Regions from separate parts of the Homo sapiens genome. Here region 1 is linked to region 2. A link is a loop called in an ENCODE intact Hi-C map of the cell type or tissue named here. Cell type or tissue: mammary epithelial cell. All regions are shown on one strand. Links, peaks and the distances in the headings refer to the core of each region. The heading gives the core; the rest is flanking DNA.

What was found. Hi-C counts contacts between places; a loop is a spot of excess contacts. Peaks named below come from ENCODE experiments on the same cell type or tissue, not always from the same donor. Only the 100,000 strongest peaks of a DNase experiment are listed, where the experiment ranks them.
Region 1: a loop joins it to region 2, with 4 times the contacts of the local background. A loop is called at or near these places in 1 of 110 quality-filtered maps.

The regions. Positions count from the first base shown.
Region 1 is chr1:243,619,148-243,629,647 of GRCh38, reverse strand. The region is part of intron 6 of AKT3 (AKT serine/threonine kinase 3); the gene reads left to right. It also overlaps the pseudogene FABP7P1. Among named protein-coding and RNA genes, the nearest start is that of AKT3-IT1, 170 kb to the left of the region's middle. RefSeq lists a silencer at 7,347-7,641. In mammary epithelial cell, for the core only: no CTCF peak of the experiment used is centred there; a DNase peak (open chromatin) is centred at 5,627.
Region 2 is chr1:243,564,189-243,574,688 of GRCh38, reverse strand. AKT3 (AKT serine/threonine kinase 3) reads left to right here. Exons shown (of 14, transcript NM_005465.7): 9 at 1,641-1,763. Among named protein-coding and RNA genes, the nearest start is that of MIR4677, 220 kb to the right of the region's middle. In mammary epithelial cell, for the core only: no CTCF peak of the experiment used is centred there; a DNase peak (open chromatin) is centred at 5,748.

The DNA.
Region 1 (10,500 bases), core at 4,494-6,993, 55 kb before region 2:
GCTAATTTTTTGTACTTTTAGTAGAGACGGGGTTTCACCATGTTAGCCAGGATGGTCTCGGTCTCCTGACCTCATGATCCACCCGCCTTGGCCTCCCAAAGTGCTGGGATTACAGGCATGAGCCACTGTGCCCGGCCAATATCTCCCATATCTACTTATTTTGGGGACCCAGATAGCCACCTCAAACAAGCATGCTGGGACATCCACTTGCTGGTTCCAGTCATCTCCTGATCCTGAAAGAAGTTCTTTTGATGACCATCAACATGTCCTACTTTAATTCACCCCTTAAATTCCCATAATGATTCTCATAGAGCCATGCCTCATTAATCACCCATCCATTTATTATTTATTTTGTTTACTTATTTATTTTTGAGATGGAGTTTTGCTCTTGTTGCCCAGGCTGGAATGCAATGGTGCAAACTCAGCTCACTGCAACCTCTGCCTCCCAGGTGCAAGAGATTCTCCTGCCTCAGCCTCCCAAGTAGCTGAGATTACAGGCATTCACCACCACACCTGGCTAACTTTTTGTATTTAGTAGAGGCGGGGTTTCACCATGTTGGTCAGGCTGGTCTCAAACTCCTGACCTCAGGTGATCCACCTGCCTCGGCCTCCCAAAGTGCTGGGATTACAGGCGTGAGCCACCATGCCTGGCACATCCATTTAATAGTCTAGTTTTTCACTGCCTGTCAGCCTGACCATATGGCCAGGCAAATGGCCACAGCCCATTCATGGGTGTACATCCACACATGAAGGTTATGTTTGTTTAGTTCATCCATCATTGCAAGGAGAACAATGTACAATTGAGCCCTTTGAGCTGATTTGTTGTTCTTTCATCAGTTTCACATCAGTCAGTTATAGTGTGACAGCCTTCCAAACAGGATGCTGGCTGATTACCTTTGAACTGCTATCATCTGTAAAACAAGCCACTTTTTGGTGGTCAGTGAGAGCTCTTTGTAAGACACTAGCATTTGAACAGTAGGATGTGGCAATAGGATCTGGTAGCTTTACAGATGGTTCCAAAGTTGATCTGGAAGAAAAGAGGAGGCCAAGCGTGATGACTCATGGCTGCAGTCTCAACACTTTGGGAGGCCAAGGCAGGAGAATCGCATGAGTCCAGGAGTTCAGACTCAGACTCAGCCTGGGCAACATAGTGAGACTCCCATCTCTACAAAAAATAAAAATTAGCCAGGTGTGGTGGCATGCCTCTGGTGATACCAGCTACTCATTTGGCTGAGATGCGGGATTGCTTGAGCCTGGGAGGTCAAGGCTGCAGTGAGTTGTGATTGCCCCCACTGTATTCAGCCTGGTTGACACAAAGTGAGACCCTGTCTCAAAAAAAAAAAGGTTTTCTTCTATTGAATATGGTAAGTGTCTTCTTGCATTCCTCAGCACATTCCCGTTAAGCCATTTTCATTTTGTTATTGGTACTCGTTAGAGTGTTTCTCTGACATTACCCAAGACATGGATATTTTAGGTTTTAGGATTATGTTATGTCCTTCAGTCATAAAGACAGTTGCAGTTAATGCCCGGGAGCAAACCAATAATCGTCTCTCTAATGATGTGTTCTATACTTTCTTGTCTGGCCCATGGTCCCAGTGGTTACTGCTGGACAGCATTCATGGGCTTTTTGCCATAAGCTCCAGTCTGAGTTGCAGATACTTCTAAAATCATATCTGAGTGTATATCGTAAGGACCCAAAGGCATTAATTGAGCCACTGCAACTTAGATAATAGCCTGCTGTTGTTTAGGTTTCCATTCATATGTGTCCTTTCAGGTAGTTTTACGGATTGGATTTAGCACTAGTCCCCAGATACAGAATTTTTCTTCGCAAAACTCAAGCAAACCAGCTGCAGTGAATGCTGCTTGTTTACTTTCATGGTTATGTAATAAGAGCAATTTAATTTTAGTTGCCTGTAGAATGTTATGGGTGGTTCCTGCCCAGGTTATTCGTAAGAATTTCACAGTTTGGTTAGACCCTGGGGTATTTGCTGGATTTATCCTCCAGCCTGTGGTATTCCTGTGAGCCACCACTATTTTCAAGTTAGCCCTAGCTTGTTCTTAGGTTTCTGATACCGTCATAATGTCATCAGTGTAGTATATTATTGTATTCTGGACCTGTATCAAGTCAGAATCCCTTCGAAACAAATTATAATGGTAAGCTGATAAATGCAGATAAACCTGCAGCACTGCAGTAAGTATAAATTGGGATCATTCCCACTAGAAGGCAAAGTGCAGTTGTTTTTTTCCTGAGATTGGGACCAAGAAAAAAGTATTTTCAAGATCAATCAGTATGTCTCTCTCTCTTTTTTTTTTTTTAATTGAAACAGGGTCTCACTATGTTGTCCAGGCTAGTCTTACACTCCTGGACTCAAGTGATCCTCCTGCCTTGGCCTCCCAAAGTGCTGGGATTACAGGTGTGAGCCACTATGTCTGGCTGAGTATGTCTCTTTTAGATTGTTTTATTTTGAGAACTTCTGAAACCATGTCAGAGACTGCTGATGCTGTAGATGATACTATATTATTCAAGTCTTGATTATCTGCTGTGAGTTTTCATGAATAATTCACCTTTTTCATGCACGACACAGAACTTGTTGGTAACAGCACTCCAGTGTCGAACATGTCATTAATTCATGTGCTAAATCTCTTTTGGTCCACCATGATACTGTTTCAAATTAACAACCTATGTGAGCTGGGGAAGTTGCACAGATTCTCATTTAGCCTGTTCTGACTGAAGGGAAAACTAACAAGCTTTCTGCAGTATAGTAGCTGAAGTTTTCCCTGGTCAAACATCATATCCTTCCCCAAAACATATTCAGGTAATGTGGATGCAAGTACTTCCAAGATTCATTCAAACATACTAATTTTCATCCAAATTTTAATTTAATCCTATCAGCCATTTCATCCTCATATCCTGTCTTTCTAGTTATTGCCTCTGCTAGGATTTTACCAATAGGTTTTGGAATCAGAGGCACTGAATTCTATGTCAGGAACCCCTGGAAGGTTTCTTTTTTACCTTCTATTGTACCTACAGGTGTGCATATGGCCTTCAGTCCCTACTAGGAGATTAGTTAAAAGAAAGCCCTGGTTCTGTGTCAGTCCTCATCCTGATTAATTTGGTAGCCCATCACCTCTGATGATTTGAACTGAGGTTCTTCATTGTCATTTTTGCTTCCCAGCTTGGTGCATTCTTTGAAATTAGGGTGCATAGAGTGTTTGTTTAGGGCCCTTCAGTGTTGGGGGACTAAGAGGCGCTCCCATTGGTAAACCTAACTTCTGATAGTGCAGCATTAAGACCTTTGTGTTAACATCAGTGTCCATTTTATTCATCCCATCTCTTAGTAACCGTTTAAAACTTCATCCTGCTTGGGACTTCGTTGACTATCTGTTTTGTGTTACCCATTCACTTGTGATTCAGTCTTATTTTCTTAGCATCTGTAAGACCCATATTAAGAAGCTGAGACAACAAATCTGACACATTTCTTGGACCATTGATAGATTTTGCAGCAGTTATATCAGATGCCTGCCTAGCGGGGCCCCTTCAGTCACAGTATTTACCATGATTTAAAGGGCATATTAAGGATGAACAAACATCCTGATGACCATGAAGTTAATCCAGCATGGTTTGCATATGCAGCTTACCAGCTATGTCATCTATGGAGGAGTGCCACTTGGCATTTAAAGGAGGGGAAGGACCATTTCCCTTTTCAGGGTAAACAAATTTTACAGTGGCTTTTACCCAGTCCACCAGACTAGCTGTCCCTTTAGGAACAATCTATTGTGTGTTTGGATCATGTACAACAATCCATGATTGTTCAGTAATAAGGTTCCTGCATCAACCCCAAGCAGACTTCTTCATTCTGCAACATTCAGAATCAAAGATACTGCTCCCAAGTTAGTCACTCTCACAATCTATTTTCTTAAATGTTTTTCAGGAACCCGATGAATACCAGTTCACAAGGCAAGATAACTCCTTCACACATAACCCCTGCTTCCAGTACTGTCTTGGTTTTGTCACCCACCATTTGGACAATGTTCCTGGTGGTCAAAGGCCATAGATATACTGTCTGTTTTTTTCAGCATAATTTTCCATTGGGTTTATCCTGGAGGCTAACAGCCATAGCTCAAGCTAACCAAAATCCAAGCTTTTTGAGCATCAGGATTTCCTTAACACTCTCTCTTACTTTCATTTTAGCTGTTTTAAAATACAGCAGACTGGGCCAGGCGCAGTGGCTCACATTGGTAATCCCAGTACGTTGGGAGGCCAAGTCGGGCAGATCACTTGAGGCCAGGAGTTTGAGACCAGCCTGACCAACATGGTGAAACCCTGTCTCCACTAAAAATACAGAAAATTAGCTTGGCTTGGTGGCATGCGTCTGTAATCCCAGCTACTTGAGGGGCTGAGGCAGGAGAATCACTGGAACCCAGGAGGCAGAGGTTGCAGTGATCTGAGATCATGCCACTGTACTCCAGCCTGGGAGACACAGCGAGACTCCCTCTCAAAAAAAAAAAAAAAAAAAAAAAAACACAAACTGCAGTGGCAATAAGACCAGCAGCTCCTCACTTCTGTCTCTAAAGTGGGGAAAGGGCAAGGGTGGAGGAGGCTTTCTGTAATACCTGGAAGCTGACCGACAGAACTTTGATGAGTACATGAAGGCTCTAGGGATGGGCTTTGTCACTAGGCAGGTGGGAAATGTGGACAAACCAAGAGTGATTATCAGTCAAGAAGAAGACAAAAGGTGGTGATCAGGATTCAAAGTATGTTCAAGAACACAGAGGTTAGTTTCCATCTGGGAGAAGAGTTTGATGAAACCACTACAGATGACAGAAACTGCAAGTTTGTTGTTAGTCTGGACAGAGACAAACTCATTCACATACAGAAATGGGATGACAAAGAAACATATTTTATAAGAGAAATTAAGTATGGTGAAATGGTTATGACTTACTTTTGGTGATGATGTGGTTGCCGTTCACCACTATAAGAAGGCATAAAAATGTTCATGATTTGGAGCTGGAAGAGCTCTTTAGTTTTCCTCTTTACTCAAGTCTCAGTGCTATCCTGCTGTTACAGTATGGTTGATTAAATGGTTATTCTTGGTGTGGAGGTGGAAAATGGTGATTTAAGAGTTTGTTATTCCAAGCAGTTAGCCTAATTTTAACCTGGAAGTTTATCATGTTTTATAATTAAATTTTTGTCTTAAAAAAAGTGGATACATTTTATAATTTCCTTTGAAATGCAAATCAAATTGGAATAAAAATCTTACATGTGGGGAAAAAAGTACACGTTACCAGTGGATTGTGTATTTAGCTTGTTTCTCATCATTTTGCATTTCTTTATGTATCCAGTGATCTAAGTCCTTGAGATTTTGGTCTGTCATTTCTAAATTCCATTGACAACTTCTATATGTAGTAACAGCACAGTACAGCTGCCGTCTCATGCCATTGGTGACTGTATACCCATTTAGGCATCAGAGTTTGTCATTGTCTGCCCTGTCATTCTTCCTTTTTTGAAACAATGTTTTTGCCATGCTTTAATGAGTCCTACTTATGATGGCAACTGTGTCAGCTGTCCCTAAGACCACTCTCAGGCTCAGTGAGTCATGACTCACAAGACTCAGAAAAGACTCATGGTTATTGTTTATGATAGTGAAAAGTACAGATTAAAATCAGCAAAGGGAAAACCACATAGAGCAAAATCCTGGAGAAACCAAGTGCAAGCTTTAAGGTATCTTCTTCCAGTGGAGTCACATGGATGATGTGGTGAAATCAAGGATCTCCAGAGAGACAGACACAATCGGATACATATACATATATGAGAGAGAATTCACTGGGAAATTGGCTCATGTGATTATGGAGGTTGAAAATTCCCAAGACAGGCCATCTGGAAGCTGGAGACCTTGGGATGCTGGTAACGTATCTCCGTCCAAGTTCCCTGGGAAGCTGATGGTGTAATTCTTAGTCTGAGGCTAAGGGCCAGGAACCTGGGTTTTGGTGGGAAACTAGGGAGTTGCTGGTATAAAGCCTGGAGTCCAAATGTCAGAGAGCCTAGAGTTCTGATGTCCAAGGACAGGAGAAGAGGAGTGTCCCCATTCCAGGAGAGTGCCTTTTCTTTGCTTTTTTGGGTCCTATTTGGGCTCTTAGTTGATTGGATGGTGTCTGCTCACATTGTGGGTGAATATTTCTCACTCAGTCCATCAATTCACATTCCAGTCTCCTCTGGAAACACAGAAACAGCTATTAGTAATGCTTTACCAGTTCTCTAGGTATTCCTTAATCCAGTCAAGTTGACACATAAGTGCATCTGTGATGGTTAATTTTAATTCTCCCAGTAGTGAAGTGTTGTCAACTAAAGAAGCTTACCTGAGCCTTGGTGTCCAGGGTTTTTATTGGAAGTCAGTCACATAGGCAAGCAGTACCTTCATGACTGCCCTGAGATGCTCAGATTCCAACCTCTCAGAGCAAAATCAGGCACGAAGTATTAATCATGCATCCTGTTGTTTGCATAAACTATCTAGTCAAACTGGTACCATGTGGCCCAAGATCTCCAGCATACAAAAATACTCTGACCAGGCAGAATATTTCAGAGGCTCAGAATTCATTTCCCAGGAGTTGGCCAACGGCGCCAGTTCTGAAGACTGACTTTTTTGGGAATGTGTAGAGTTTGGGCAACCCAGGCCTGATGTGTTACCCTTTTTCTGCACGTAAGTCCATTAAAATAACCCAATGCGTTTGCTTGATTACTGGCATCTCTTTTTCCTTGGACTCTTAAGTTCTTACTGGTGGATCTTAACTGAAATCTCTTAACGTGATCAGCCAGTTACTTTGTTCTCTTCTTTCATATTCTTTTGAACCTCTGTATTAAACATTGCATCAACGATTGTGGTTTATTGTAGGAAGCAGATAATGGTTTGATCTGCTATACCTTCATCAACTGTCATTGTTCTATTGGGAGTATGATTTCAGTGATTTATGTTCTAGAGTTATTTCATGTAGTTCGTGTAGCTTCTATTCTTCAGCAGCATGCACCAAGGTTATTCGTTATTTACTAGTTCATTCACTCATTATTTCAATAAATATATGTCGAACACCTAATTATTTGCTAGGTACTGCTCTAGGCACTGGGACCATTTGAACGAATAAAACTGACAAACTCCTCTCCTTTGGGAAATTTTATTCAAGTCAGCAATTAGAGAATAAATAATACACATAATAAATAAACCATAGAGTATGTAATAAACTAATCCATACTTACAGAGAAAAGTGGAGTAGGGAAATAAGGAATAATGATGGTAGCGATTTTGGGGACTTAATGCAGTTTTAAATAGCATGACTATGGAAGGCCTCACTGAAAGGTGAAATTTCAGCAAGCATTTGAAGGAGATCAGGAAGCAAGTCCTTTAGATATTTTGAAGGAAGAATGTTCCAGCAAGGGGAAATAGCAATTGAGAAGGCCCTGAGGAGGGAGCTTACTTAGCACATTCTAACACATTCTTTGAATAGCTAGGAGTCTAGCATGGTGTGGAACAAGAATGGTGTAGGATGTTTGTAAGGATATTGGCTTTTACTGTGAATGAAGTGGGAAGCCTTTGGAAATTTTTATGCCGTGTAGTTACACAGTCTAGTTTTCAGTATCACTTTGGCTGCAGTGTTGACAATAGACTGTGGATTGGAAGCAGATAGTTTGCTAATTGCAGCAGTAATCTAGATAATTGATGATAGTGGCTTGTACTAGGGTAGTAGCAATGGAGGTAGTGATGATAATGAGACCTTGGGTGTATTTTGATGAAGAACCAACAGGATTGCTTGACAGATTGAATGTAGAGTATGAGTGGGAAAAAAAAGGAGTTGGAGATCATTGTTAAGATGTTTGGTCTAAGCAACTGAAAGCATGGTATTGCCATTCACTACATTGAAGTTGACTGCAGGAGAAACTTTTCAAGGGGAGATTTGGAATTAGGTTTTAGATATGTCAAATTTGCTATTTTTGTTAGATACTCCAGTTTATGTCACTGATTATACATCCATGCCAAATAGGCATTTTTTAAGTTTAGGAAAGAAGTCTAGATTTGAGGTATAAATTTGGAAGTCTGTCAGCATATATCCTGTATTAGAGCCATAGTCTGAATGAGTTTACCAAAGGAAGAGTGTACCCAGTGAAGAGAATTCTGAGGACTGAGTCCTGGAGATGCTTACAGAATAAGGGTTTCAGAGCAAAGGAAGCAGCAAATGAGACTGCGGAAAGACAACCACTGAAGAGGAGGAAGATGAAGAGATTAGGATGTCCTGGGACCCAAAAGAAGAACACGTTTTCAGGAGGAAGGAGTGATCAAATGTGTTAAATGTTACGTTTATGGCTTCTCTTCTGAGTAGGAAGTAAGATCGCATTTTGAAAGTGTGAACGAGTGAGGCTGAGATAAAGAGAGACAAATAAATGAAAAGCTCCTGTGCTTGGAAGTCAGCACAGACCTGGGTTCTAGTCTTAGCTTAGTAGCTTGACTAGGTAAGGGTTAGTGTGTACATTTAAGTATACCTACCAGGCAAGGAAGAAGGCCTGGGAAAGATTTGAAACAACCATCCTGAGAAATTGAAGAGTGACCTAAGTAGCGATGGATGAAAGAGGCCTCAGAAGATTCAGCTGAGTTTTTAGGGAGATTCCAATGGTGTTAGTCAATATGTTTGTGTAAATTTATCTTTAGATGTGAAATATAGAGTTAAGAGGGTAGAGATGAACTTGTCCCAATACCGCGTATGAGAGAGGCAGAAGAAAGACTGGAGTCCAAAGTGATTATATCATGATGGAAGTCAAAGGAGTTCATTTGGCCTTCATCTAAGGAATATTTGGAACTGGAGCATCAAGAACAAAGTATCAAACACAATACTCGAGAAAGGCGCAATAATGTTTGTAGTTAACAGAGAACAACGGTGCTTTCATCTCCATCAAGGTGAGAAATCTTCAAAAAAAGGAATAGAAATCAAGGAACAGAAGACAGTCTGACAGCTGGAGAATGGAAGAAGTATTAGAAGTCATTATCTGGGCCAGTGCTCAAGTTTTCAAGAAACAAAAGTTAGAACCCAAAATTTAGAGCTTGATAAGTGTGACATGTCTCCTCTGGCAGGAAAAAAAAAAGTATACATTGCTAACATATGGCTTGTTGAGACAGTGGAAAAGTAAATAATAATCACTGGTAATCATTGTTTAATTTGTAAAAGTGTGTCATATCACTACTCATCAGGGAAATGCAAATCAAAACCACAATGTGATATCATCTGTATTAGTTCATTCTCACACTGGTATAAAGAACTGCCCAAGATTGGGTAATTTATAAAGAAAAGAGGTTTAATTGACTCACAGTTCTGCATGGCTGGGGAGGCTTCAGGAAACTTACAGTCATGATGGAAGGGGGAAGAGGCATGTCTTGTGTGGTATCAGGCGAAGAAAGGGCGAGTGTGTGAAGAGGAACTGTCAGACACTTATAAAACCATCAGAGCTCCTAAGAATTCACTCACTATCACAAGAACAGCGTGGGGGACACTGCCCCCTGATCCCAGTCACCTCCCAGCAGGTCTCTCCCTCGACATGTAGGGATTATGGGGATTACAATTCAAGATGAGACTTGGGTGGATACCTAACCATATCATCATCTCACCCCAGTTACAATGACTTTTATCAAAAAAACAAAAAAATCACAGATGCTAAAGGGAACTCTCCTATGCTGTTGGTGGGAATGTAAATCAGTATAACCACTATAGAAAACCATATGAAAGTTCCTCAAAAACTAAAAATAGAACTACCATATATATATCCAAAACAAAGGAAATCATCATATCGGGGAGACATCTACACCCTTAGGTTTATTGCAGCACTATTCACAACAGCCAAAATATGTAATCAACCTAAGTGCCCATCAATGAATGAAAGGATAAATGCGATATATGTACAGAGTGGAATATTACTTAGCCATAAAAAGAATGAAATCACGTTATCTGCAGCAACATTGATGGAAATGGAACCCATTATGTTAAGTGAAATAAGCCAGGCACAGAAAGACAAATATTGCACATTTTTGTTCTTATGTGGGAGCTAAAAAACGGGATTGCATCAAGATAGACAGTAGATTGGTTGTTCCTAGAGGCTGGGAATGGTAGGGGGATGGGGAGATGGAGTTGATTAATAGGTACAGAAGTACAGTTGTAATAAGACCTAGTGTTAGATAGTTCAGTAGGGCGACTATAGTTAACAACCACCTACTGTGTATTTTAAAATAGCTGGAAGAGAAGAATTTGAATGTCTCCAGCATAAAGAAAAGTTAAAGGTTGGAGGTGATGAATATCCCCATTACCCTAATTTGGTCATTACACATATGGAATGTGTCAAAACAACACATGTACCCCGAAAATGTATACAACTATTATGTATCGAAAAAACATGTGCCAAAGTAACATTTCTCTACCCTCTTCCCGTTTCTCCCACCTGATTCGTGTCTTCCTCTAGGTCTCATTTAT
Region 2 (10,500 bases), core at 4,384-6,883:
TACATTGATAATATATATCTAACTATATGAAATGAATGAATTTTTTAAAATATCCCTGAGTAATTGTATAAATGACTTGATTTTTCACATACTGTATTTGATTATTTGGAAGACATACTTAACATTTCTGTAATCAGAATGCCTTTTAGAATAGATCATGTGTTATAGTTTTAACTGACAACCTTTTTTACCTTGGTGTTTTATAAAATGATGATGCAGTCCCAATTCGTAGCATATGAGATTTGATAAAATACAGTAATATAGTAGGAAGCATTAAAGTTTAGAGACTGCAAAATATTTTAGTTTTAATATAATTATTGTTGTGCTACACTTTTTGGGGCTATAGGTGATATTTTCTCTCTCTCTCTGTTTACTATGCCAATGGGTCATGCATAAAGCTTATCTTATAATATGCTGTTAAGTGAAGGTGGGGGTGGGAATGGGGAAGAATGAATTTATAGGGAACCTGTTTTATGTTACTTGAAATAATGACTTTGGTGTATGCAGAACAAATCTTAGTTAACCATAATTTTCACCAATTTTGTAGAAACATTATGAGTCAATGATCCATGTAAGGGAAAAATTTCTGATCTTGCAGTCAAGGGTACATTGGCTGATTGGTTCATTTTTTTCACAGACATGTATTGTGTATCTATTAATAACCATGATACCTGGCAATATACTCAGCACTGTAAACAATCTTTCATTGTTCTGAGCATGTTTCAACAACAAAGATTAATAGTCAATTCACAGTGCCTGAAACCTGCTCTTTCTTCATGTATGTTGTCCAATTGAGATAATATTTGTAGTTTCTTTAATGAAGAAGTGGCCTATTGGAGAGCCGTGTACTTGGTCACAGTAAGCACCCAGTGAATGTTTGTTGACTATCGAATGGTATATGTTTTAAGAGGTTGACTAGGAAATGGATGGGCTTATAGTTTTAGTGATAATATGAGAAAGGACTGGCATTGTAGCTAATTATTATTGAAAATAGAATATACATTGAGAACTGCAATAGGAATAATGGATGTTTCTCAGTTCATTTTGGGCATTACTAAAATAAATTAAAAACATAAAACCTTAAAGTTTCTCACCATAGAAAATGTCAAATTATTTTCTATTTTCAATAATAATTTGACTTTGAAAATATTTTTAGAGATATCATGATTAATCAAAAATTGTAGAATATAACAAGTTCGCGTAAATCAGTTTCAGCAAATTGACAGTCTTGTCTTTGAAATCAAATAATTAAGTGAAAATATATCTGTGCTTGTGTTCATTTATTTTAGTAATATCTCAATACCTAATCCTTGAAGAGTGAAGCAACAGTATAGTGAGGGGGAAACTGCAATCTGATGATGCATACCTTTTTCCTCTGGTAACTGAAGGTTAAATGGGTAGCAAGCAGAATGCCTTAAACAAGATTGGTATATTGATTAAAACGCTGATTTAACAGCTCGCAGTTTCCCCTTGGAAACCTGGAAAAGATAAGCCAGCTGCTGTCTAAGAGTGCTCAGTGTCCACTGAGAGTACACTATCTATCATCACAATATGGTGATGAGAGGTGTTTTATGTTTGTGTTAATTTCCCCCACTAAATCAGTAATTATTACAATCCTGTCCCTGCTGTTTACCCTGCAGCTGTTTTTCCATTTGTCGAGAGAGCGGGTGTTCTCTGAGGACCGCACACGTTTCTATGGTGCAGAAATTGTCTCTGCCTTGGACTATCTACATTCCGGAAAGATTGTGTACCGTGATCTCAAGGTAAAAAAAAAAAAAAAGTAATCAAAATTTGTTTTTGCAGAGACTATAGGGACAAACATAAAGTAATTACAAAGTTATACAGTTTTGAGAAAAGCAGATTTAGTTGGGAAAAAAGCACTATGTTTAAAAATTTAGTTCACTACATTTGAAGGAAATTTTATTCACTAACATGTATGTAGTTGATTTATGTGTGAGTTTTTGATTTGCAAAGCAATTTCTGCCCGACTGCTTGGATCAAATAAAAATGTTAAACGTGATTAAGTCAAATAAATTCACAAGTTACACTTAAAACAAGTTTTATTATGTTTACAGAAATGTTTTATGAAGAAACATAGTAAGACTATTGGAAGGAACATATTCATTTTGATTTTAGCATTAACTTTGGGTGGTTTTAAATACCTGAAGCATTTTAATATAATAACCATTTATTAATGTGCCTCGTGTTTTATTTATGAAAGCACTCTATTTTTTCTGTTGGTAATAGTGTTTTGACTGCTGTAAGTTCCATTATGATGAGACCCTTAGGGTAGCTCAGGATTGGCAAACTTTCTATAAAGGGCAGATAAAATAATTTAGGCTTTGCTGTTCGTGTATAGTCTCTTTTGTAAACTACTCAACTCCATCATTGTAGGGTAAAAGCAGCCTCAGATAGTATGTAAATGAATATGTTTGGCTATGTTCCAGTAAACAAAATAGGCGATGGGCTCAATTTAGTCCACAGGTTGTCATTTGTTGATCCCTGGAGTAACTCATACAAGGTAATAGTAATTCTCATGACAGTGTTATGAATTAGGTTGGCGACATTAAAGGAATTTGTACCACGACACATTTTGAATAAATTCTAGATGTTAGTCTTTCTTTTGTAAGAAGCAAATTGTGTATAAAATTTGACACAGAATTGCCTTATTGATCAAATACTATTTCATGTAACGTAATGATTGGTAGAAACAGAAGTTACATGAGGCTTTTATGAAATTCTGTTTTGTTTGAAATGAGGTATATAGAAGCTATAAGATGTTGTATGTAGGAAGAACTGAACTATGTACCTATAAAACATCTAGATCAGAGATGACCAACTGTCTAAGTGCCAAAATGGGCTAAAGATTAATACAAATTAATAGTTTGATTGTATTTAGCCTGAATCTTTTTATAACTAGGAATGTGGCAGAATTCAGCATTCATGTATCTGCATGGCCAGATAATCCTATACTGTCTAAATGTCTTAAATATCAATTTCTTTAAAGGAATTAGTTATGTGGCATGACAAAATGTGTTAACTTTCCAAATATACTTAGAAGTAGTTAGCTCTGCTCTTCCTGAGTCCACTTCTCGTATTCCCACTACATGTTTTATGAATCCTATTTGTAGGGGTGAAAAGGGGAAGGATAGAAGCATGGAGGCTTAGATTTAAGGAAATTATAACAATTTTGAAGTAATAGGTAACATCCAGAAAGCTTAAATTCAAAAGATTGAATTATTAGCCTAAAGACTGCTAAAGAAAAGAATGTTCATTTGATTGCAGTATTGATTATGGTCTTGGTCAGTATTTCTTCTTTAATCATTTCTCATCAAATGAATCAACATATTGAGGGTATGTGTGTGTGTGTTTTCAGATGGAGTCTCGCTCTGTCGCCAGGCTGGAGTGCAGTGGTGCCATCTTGGCTCACTGCAACCTCCAACTCCCTGGTTCTGGCGATTCTCCTGCCTCAGCCTCCTGAGTAGCTGGGATTACAGGCATGTGCCACCACGCCCAGCTAATTTTTGTATTTTTAGTAGAGACAGGGTTTCACGGAGTTGGCCAGGATAGTCTCGATCTCCTGACCTCGTGACCGCCTGCCTCGACCTTCCAAAATGCTGGGATTACAGGCATGAGCCACCATGCCCAGCCAACATATTGGTATATTGAAGCTCATTAAATGAGTTCCACTGCCCCATTCTTTCTGATGATGGAATTAGACTAAATTTGTCAAACTGCAATATAAAGTACCTACTTTATATATGAATATCAGTCAATTAGTTACCACGTGCACAGTTCACCAAGTTTACTAGACAATTAAGTGGTCTCTGCTCCCTGAGTTTATTTCTTAAAAAATATAGCCTTAACTTAAAGACCTAAGTATATAGTTAGCATAGGACAGAAACTGTAAAGGTACACCTAGAAAAATCCATGTAACATAAGAAATCAAACATCCAAAACTTACACACATGTTATTTGTATCCACAGTAACAGGATTATTTATAATACAATGACATATTTTAGGTAAGATCACAGAAATTTTGAGCTGGTCTTTAATTTATAGGTGATCTCCTTCAAACCTAGAAGCCTAGTAAATGACTTACTAAAAGTAATGACCTAAGTTGATAGCAGTCAGGGTTTTTGGAACTCATGAATCCTAGCTCCTTATTGAATGTTCTTGTCACTATATCATTCTGACTTCTAGAGTTGAAATGAAATTATAGAGGGGGGATGCATTGGATTAACTTTGGGAAATCTTTGTAAGCCTAAACTTCAAATTAAACTGCAGAAGGTAAGAGAATGAGTGTTTCAAATATATTTATACCAGATGTATTAAAGAACATTATCATGAACTGATTTAGGTACCCACTTTGATCAGTCTCAGATTTGTCTCTGTTCTCATTACTAATAACCTTGACTTTGTTCAAATGCAAATCCAATTGCTATGCCTACAGTAGCAGCACTTCTCAAGTAAATCCATACCCGTTTGCCGCTGTCTCATTCACATTGGAGGCAGAGCCTTCTTTTATGTGCAGGTTAACTTAAGATATTTTTATCAGTTCCTGTTTCCTAATAAATTAGTGTTTATAGCAACAGAAAAATTGTTGAAGCCTTTGTTGTACTTTAGAAAGTAAGTTCATTTAATTTGTCAATACACATCATGTAATGAAGTTTTATTTTTATTAAGGACCCAAATTCCTTGTGATTACTTAAGGAAAACTGCTGTTGCTTCATGATTGCCCAAAATTTCGAAGAAATCTCTTCAAAGACTTCTTCAGTAGTCCAAATTATATGTTAAAATCTTCTTTTCTGCTTAGCTCTTATTTTACAAATACAACCAATGACCATGGCCATCTAAGCACAGCGTAGGCTGAACAGGGACATTTGCAAAGGTGAATATAACTATATTGGAAATCATTAAGAATTAATTTCTTGCTAGTTTATGGGAGAAAATAATACATAAGTTGTTGCTATTTCCTATTTGTAGAACACCTAATCTTGTTTTCCACCTAATGTGAGAATAGTTAACCATTTACAGTATTAATATGAGAAAGCACCAAATAAATTTAGGTACTTTCTAACACTCAGTAATGGCACGAAGGGGTGGCTTCAGAGAGTTTTATCATAGCCCTCCTCGTCCTCATCAGCTCCCTAATGTTCACTTCAAATAAATGCAGTTTGGGTGGGGAAAGCATGCTTGCTTTGCTTGCTGAGCTTCAAGACACTTTCCCCAGCTCCCACTTCTAACTAGATGGTCACTGGATTTCCCCCTATATAGAAATCTTAAGCCACTGCTCTTCATTCCTTCCACTTCTAAAATAAAATTGTACTGGTATTGGACTATGTACCTTATTCGTAATAAATTTGTAAATAGCCTGGCAACCTATTTGGGGTCTGTTTACATGATGAGTCCTTTTCTGGATTCAGAGGTTGAAGTGAAGAAACGTTTTTCTTTTGGAATTTCAGCATTCCATGGTCATTCAGTTTCTGCAGGTTAGCTTGTGACATTTTGGCACTGGATGCCCGTAAACTTAAACTTGCAATGTGCAGAGTAGGAATTCCTTACTACCTTCTTGGGCCTGAGTGAGTCTTGGTGCCTAAAACTGAGTTTGATGTATGTGGGCTAAAATGTGGTGTAAGAGTGAGTAACAGGAATTGTTTATTTCTATTGCTGCAGTAGTCATCGGAGCCCTTAGGAACTGCTATTTTCATTCCTTTGTTTAATCACAATGTCAGTCGTTTAATTAAAATGATACCATATATATGGTGTTTTTAAACTTTCAAATATTTAGTCTGGCCTACATTCAAGCCTAGCTTCTCAGACTGGGTGCTACAAACAGGTTACAACCATGCCTCGGCCTGCAAAGTGTTCAGAGAAGCTTCCAGGCCAGTGAGTTCTGGCTTCAAGCATCTTGTCCAGTTAACCTGGTATGCCCCACAACTTTAAATTGTTATTTTACTGTGAAATGTAAAAGGTTGGGAAGCATTGTATTAAAGACAGCTAGGATTTTTAAAGTTTAATTTTATGCTAGCCATCAGCAAGAACAGGAGGAAACATAGTAATTTTTGTTACAATTTTGTGCCCACTAAGCACAGGAAAAAAGATTTAAAAATCTACCATTTCTTCATATACACACTGAATCAAGACCCTCTGTCAAGTAATGCCTGTCCACTTCAACTGGGCAAAAAATGTTACCCTTTTTTTTGGTGGAAATTCTATGATGTATTATGTCTAGTGTTTTTTTTTTTCTCTCTCCTCAAAAGCATGACCTTTTAGATAACAACCCTCTGATAGAAATAGTAAGCATTACTTAGATTTTTAATATACAATCTTGTTTCTTATGACTTCATATTTGACTTCATCACTACTTTTGTTAGTGGATGCATCCATTAAGCATAAGCATGCTGCCCTACTCTCCATCTTGGAAACTGAGATTGGCTGTGAATATTAAACAGATGCATGTAAAGTTTCATAAATTTAGAGTACCTAAGCAGTCAGTGACAATATGCATTACATATTGTCTGGCTAACAAAGGGAAGAAGGAAAGTGATCTAGAAGAGAAGACTAAAGAAAGATCATTTGTAAATATTTTTCTTCCTCCTTTACGCAGTAGAAAGATTCCTAAAAATGTATGACTACTGTAAATAATGTAAATACTACTTACATTATGTTAGTGTTAAATGAACCAAGACAGTGATTTCCAGATGTTACTGATATATCTAGGCCATTGATATGCTTTGGAAAGACTTACAGGTGTTTCTGTGCATTCTGCAGGTTTACGAATCACCCTACTAATGGTCCTTGTATTTTACAGAAACTCTGTTAATGCATCCTGAGTAAAATTATCATGTATTGTATAACAGAACTGTACATTTTATTATCTCCTGATTTATCTTTATACAAGATTAGATTTGGGGATATTATTTTTTAAGCTAATATTTTGGTGGACAAGTTTTAGTCATTCATGCTCAGCAAAACAACGTTTTAGGATGGTGAGAGAAGACAAAGTAATTGATAGAAGAATGTGGACACTACTTCAAAATAACTGGGAAATTATGAGGCTGGGCACAGTAGCTCAAACTTGTAATCCCAGCACTTTGGGAGGCAGAGGTGGGAGGACTGTTTGAACTCAGGAGTTCGGGACCAGCCTGGGCAACATGGCAAAATACCATCTCTTAAAAAAAAAAAAAAAAAAAAAAAGGAAGAAACAAACAAAAACTAGCAGGGCGTGGTAGTGGTGTGCGCCTGTGTACTTAGGAGGCTGAGGTGGGAGGATCAGTTGAGCCTGGGAGGTTGAGGCTGCAGTGAGCTGTGATTGTGCCACTGTACTCCAGCCTAGGCAACAGAGCGAGACCCTGTCTCAAAAATAAGAAAATTATAAAATATTTGTGTTTTGTTTTTTTGAGACAGGATTTCACTCTGTCACCCAGGCTGGAGTGCAGTGGCACCATCTCTGCATATTACAACCTCCCCACACACCTCGGGCTCAAGTAACTCTCCCGCTTCAGCCTCCAGAGTAGCTGGCACCACAAGCGCATACCACCACGCACAGCTAATCTTTTGTATTATTGGTAGAGACAGGGTTTCACCATGTTGCCCAGGCTGGTCTTGAACTCCTGAGCTCAAGCGATCTGCCTGCCTCAGCCTCTCAAATTGTTGGGATTACAGGCATGAGCCACTGTGCCTAGCCTGTGTTTTGTTACTTAAAATAAATTATTGCATATTGAAAAGTATTTTTAATGCAGTCATTGAGCCAACAGAAATGTTTTATGGGGTTCCACTCTTGAACTTTGTTCTTTTCTTTAAAATACAGTGTTTTTTAGAAGAGCCCACATCATGACAATTTACAAATAAGCCATTAAACTCTTCATGTTTTAAGAAAAGATGAGTTCATTTATTCAATTCTTATGGTATGTTAAGTTTGCATTTAGCATCTCATTTCTCAAAACTGTCACATTGGATTGTTACTGTTATTTACTTTTGTTTTATAGATGAAATTGAAGCACGTAGAAATTAATAATATGCCCAAGGTCACACAGTGAATAAGGGATAAAGCTCAAATTTTAATATGAACCCTCTGACTTGAACCCATAGTCTTATCCATTTTGCTCTCTACTGCCTCCCAGGCAGTATGCTACCAGTCCCCATGGCCATGACCCTTACCCCATCTCTCTCAGTCATCCCTTAGGCTTATCTTATTTCTTACTATATCATTGTAATTTTTTTAAAAGCTAATTTATAAAACAAGTAGGGTAACCAGCTGTCTTGGTTTGCCCAGGACTGCCCAGTTGTAGCACTACACGTCCTGCATTCTTTGAAACCCCTCAGTTCTGGGCAAACTGGGAGTTGGTCACCCTCAGCCTATTCCTTACCCAAACCTATCCTTGCATCTCATTTCATTCTTCTTCTCACAACCATGATCTGAGGCTCAGAGATGAGATACGAGGTTACAGAATTAGATGCAAGTCAGAATTTTACACACACGTACACACACACGGAGCTAGGTATTAAAAAGCAGTGTTTATACATTTTGGTTTTTCTGTATCCAGCCACTTCAAAAATAGCTTTGTCAAAACGTGGAGAAATAGTGCATCCTGTCTGTCATGTTTCCATGAAGACTTTCCCATGCATACAAAGCATGTGAGGAGTATTGGCACATTACACACCAAACTAGATGGGAATGGAATGGTGTAAAAAGTACATTCACATTTTGTTCAATATTTTGTATTATTTGGAACTTTTATAAGAATTGTTAATGTATTATATTAGTAAAAGAGTATTCACTAAAGATCTTCAGCATTTTATATATTTATAAAGCATATTTTTAAAAATTAATAAAAGGGCATATACATTTTTATTCAGTAAAACAACAGAAGCTTTAGTATATACTTAACGTTTCTCATTATGGCAAAGTGGGAGGGAGGAAGAAGAGAGGTTGTTTGAAAGAGGTGGAAAAAAGAGAGAAACCAGAGGCTGAGAAGAGACAGACCAAGGCAGAAAGAGAAAATAGGACAGTTGAAGACTCTTGATGTTTCTGATTGGTTTCAATATACAAGACTTATTGTCATTTGTGCAGATTGGGTTTGGTTTCTAGGTTCTGGCTGGTAGAGAAACAGGAATATACAAGATAACTGAGTTTGGATAAAATAAAAAATTTTAATTTGGTGGGGCATGGTGGCTCATGCCTGTAATCCCAGAACTTTGAGAGGCTGAGGTGGGTGGATTGCTTGAACCCAGCAGGTCAAGACCAACTTGGGCAGCAAAGTGAGACCTTGTCACTATAAAAAAATTAAGAAATTAGCCAGGCATGGTGGCACGTGCCCGTGTTCCCAGCCATTCAGGAGGCTGAGGTGGCTTGAGCTGCTGAGGCAGAGGTTGTGGTGAGCTGTGATTGCACCACTGCACTCCAGTTTGGGTGGCAGAGTGAGACTCTGTCTCAAAACAGAAATTTTTTTTTAAAGGTTCAGCAGTATATTTTATGTGTTCATTCAGCTTTCTGTAGAAAAAAATTGAAGCCAGACTTACCTCTGTGAGACATGCTATACATGAAATGTATATCAAGCATTTGGTTTAGTTAGATGGCACATTGAAGTACTATAAAAAAGGACTTTTGTCTGTTCTGAACTTTGCTTCAGTGAACACAACTTGCCTAACTGTATTTAGTGTCTGGTTTATAAGACATTTGACAATATGGCAGAGAGTATAATAACATATTTTATATGACTGATATGTTTATGTTCTAAAGTGGAGATCTGTTTTAAATTTGATATTAACTTCAGAGTCCAGGTACATTCTTTCAAATGTCATCACATTAAGGAGTAGAATAAGAATCTACTCCTCAAATAAAAGTTAACTATCATTTATCCTGTTAATATACTTTTCACATTTTGTATATTTTTTCAGTATGACAGAAGAAATACCTTTAGGTTGTGTCTACATGACTAGGCAAAGTTTTATGGGCCCTGAATACATAAGGCTGTATGATCATAACTCAGAACTCATCTGTATCTTTGTTTGATGATAATCATAATCTTAGGTTCAAATTAGCTCGAGGGGAACTGGCTGGTTACATTGTTATTTCTAATTGTGTTGGCTTTGCACAAATTCCTCCTCTCTTACATTTCATAATTTTCCGCTTGAGGCACATGATCCTGTTACTTGGTTAAATCTTTAAGATTTTCTTTGGTGTTTTGAATTAATGGGTTCAAAGAGGGTCCAACTTTATAACATTTATGCTATATATTTTTATTAACTGTTGAATGTTTGACTTTGATATTCTTTTTCTTTTTATATTTAAAAGGGTTGGTATTTCTTTATTACAAAGAACTGCAAAAGAGGATATCGCCTTACCTTACAAAATAAGATTTAGGTTTGATTTACAAGCACCACCAAAAAACATTTCTGTAAGTGAATATTTTATAATAGCAATAGATTCCCAGGAGAAATTGTTGAAACCATCTGTATATATCTAGAAGAAGATGCTCATCTCTTTGGGATTG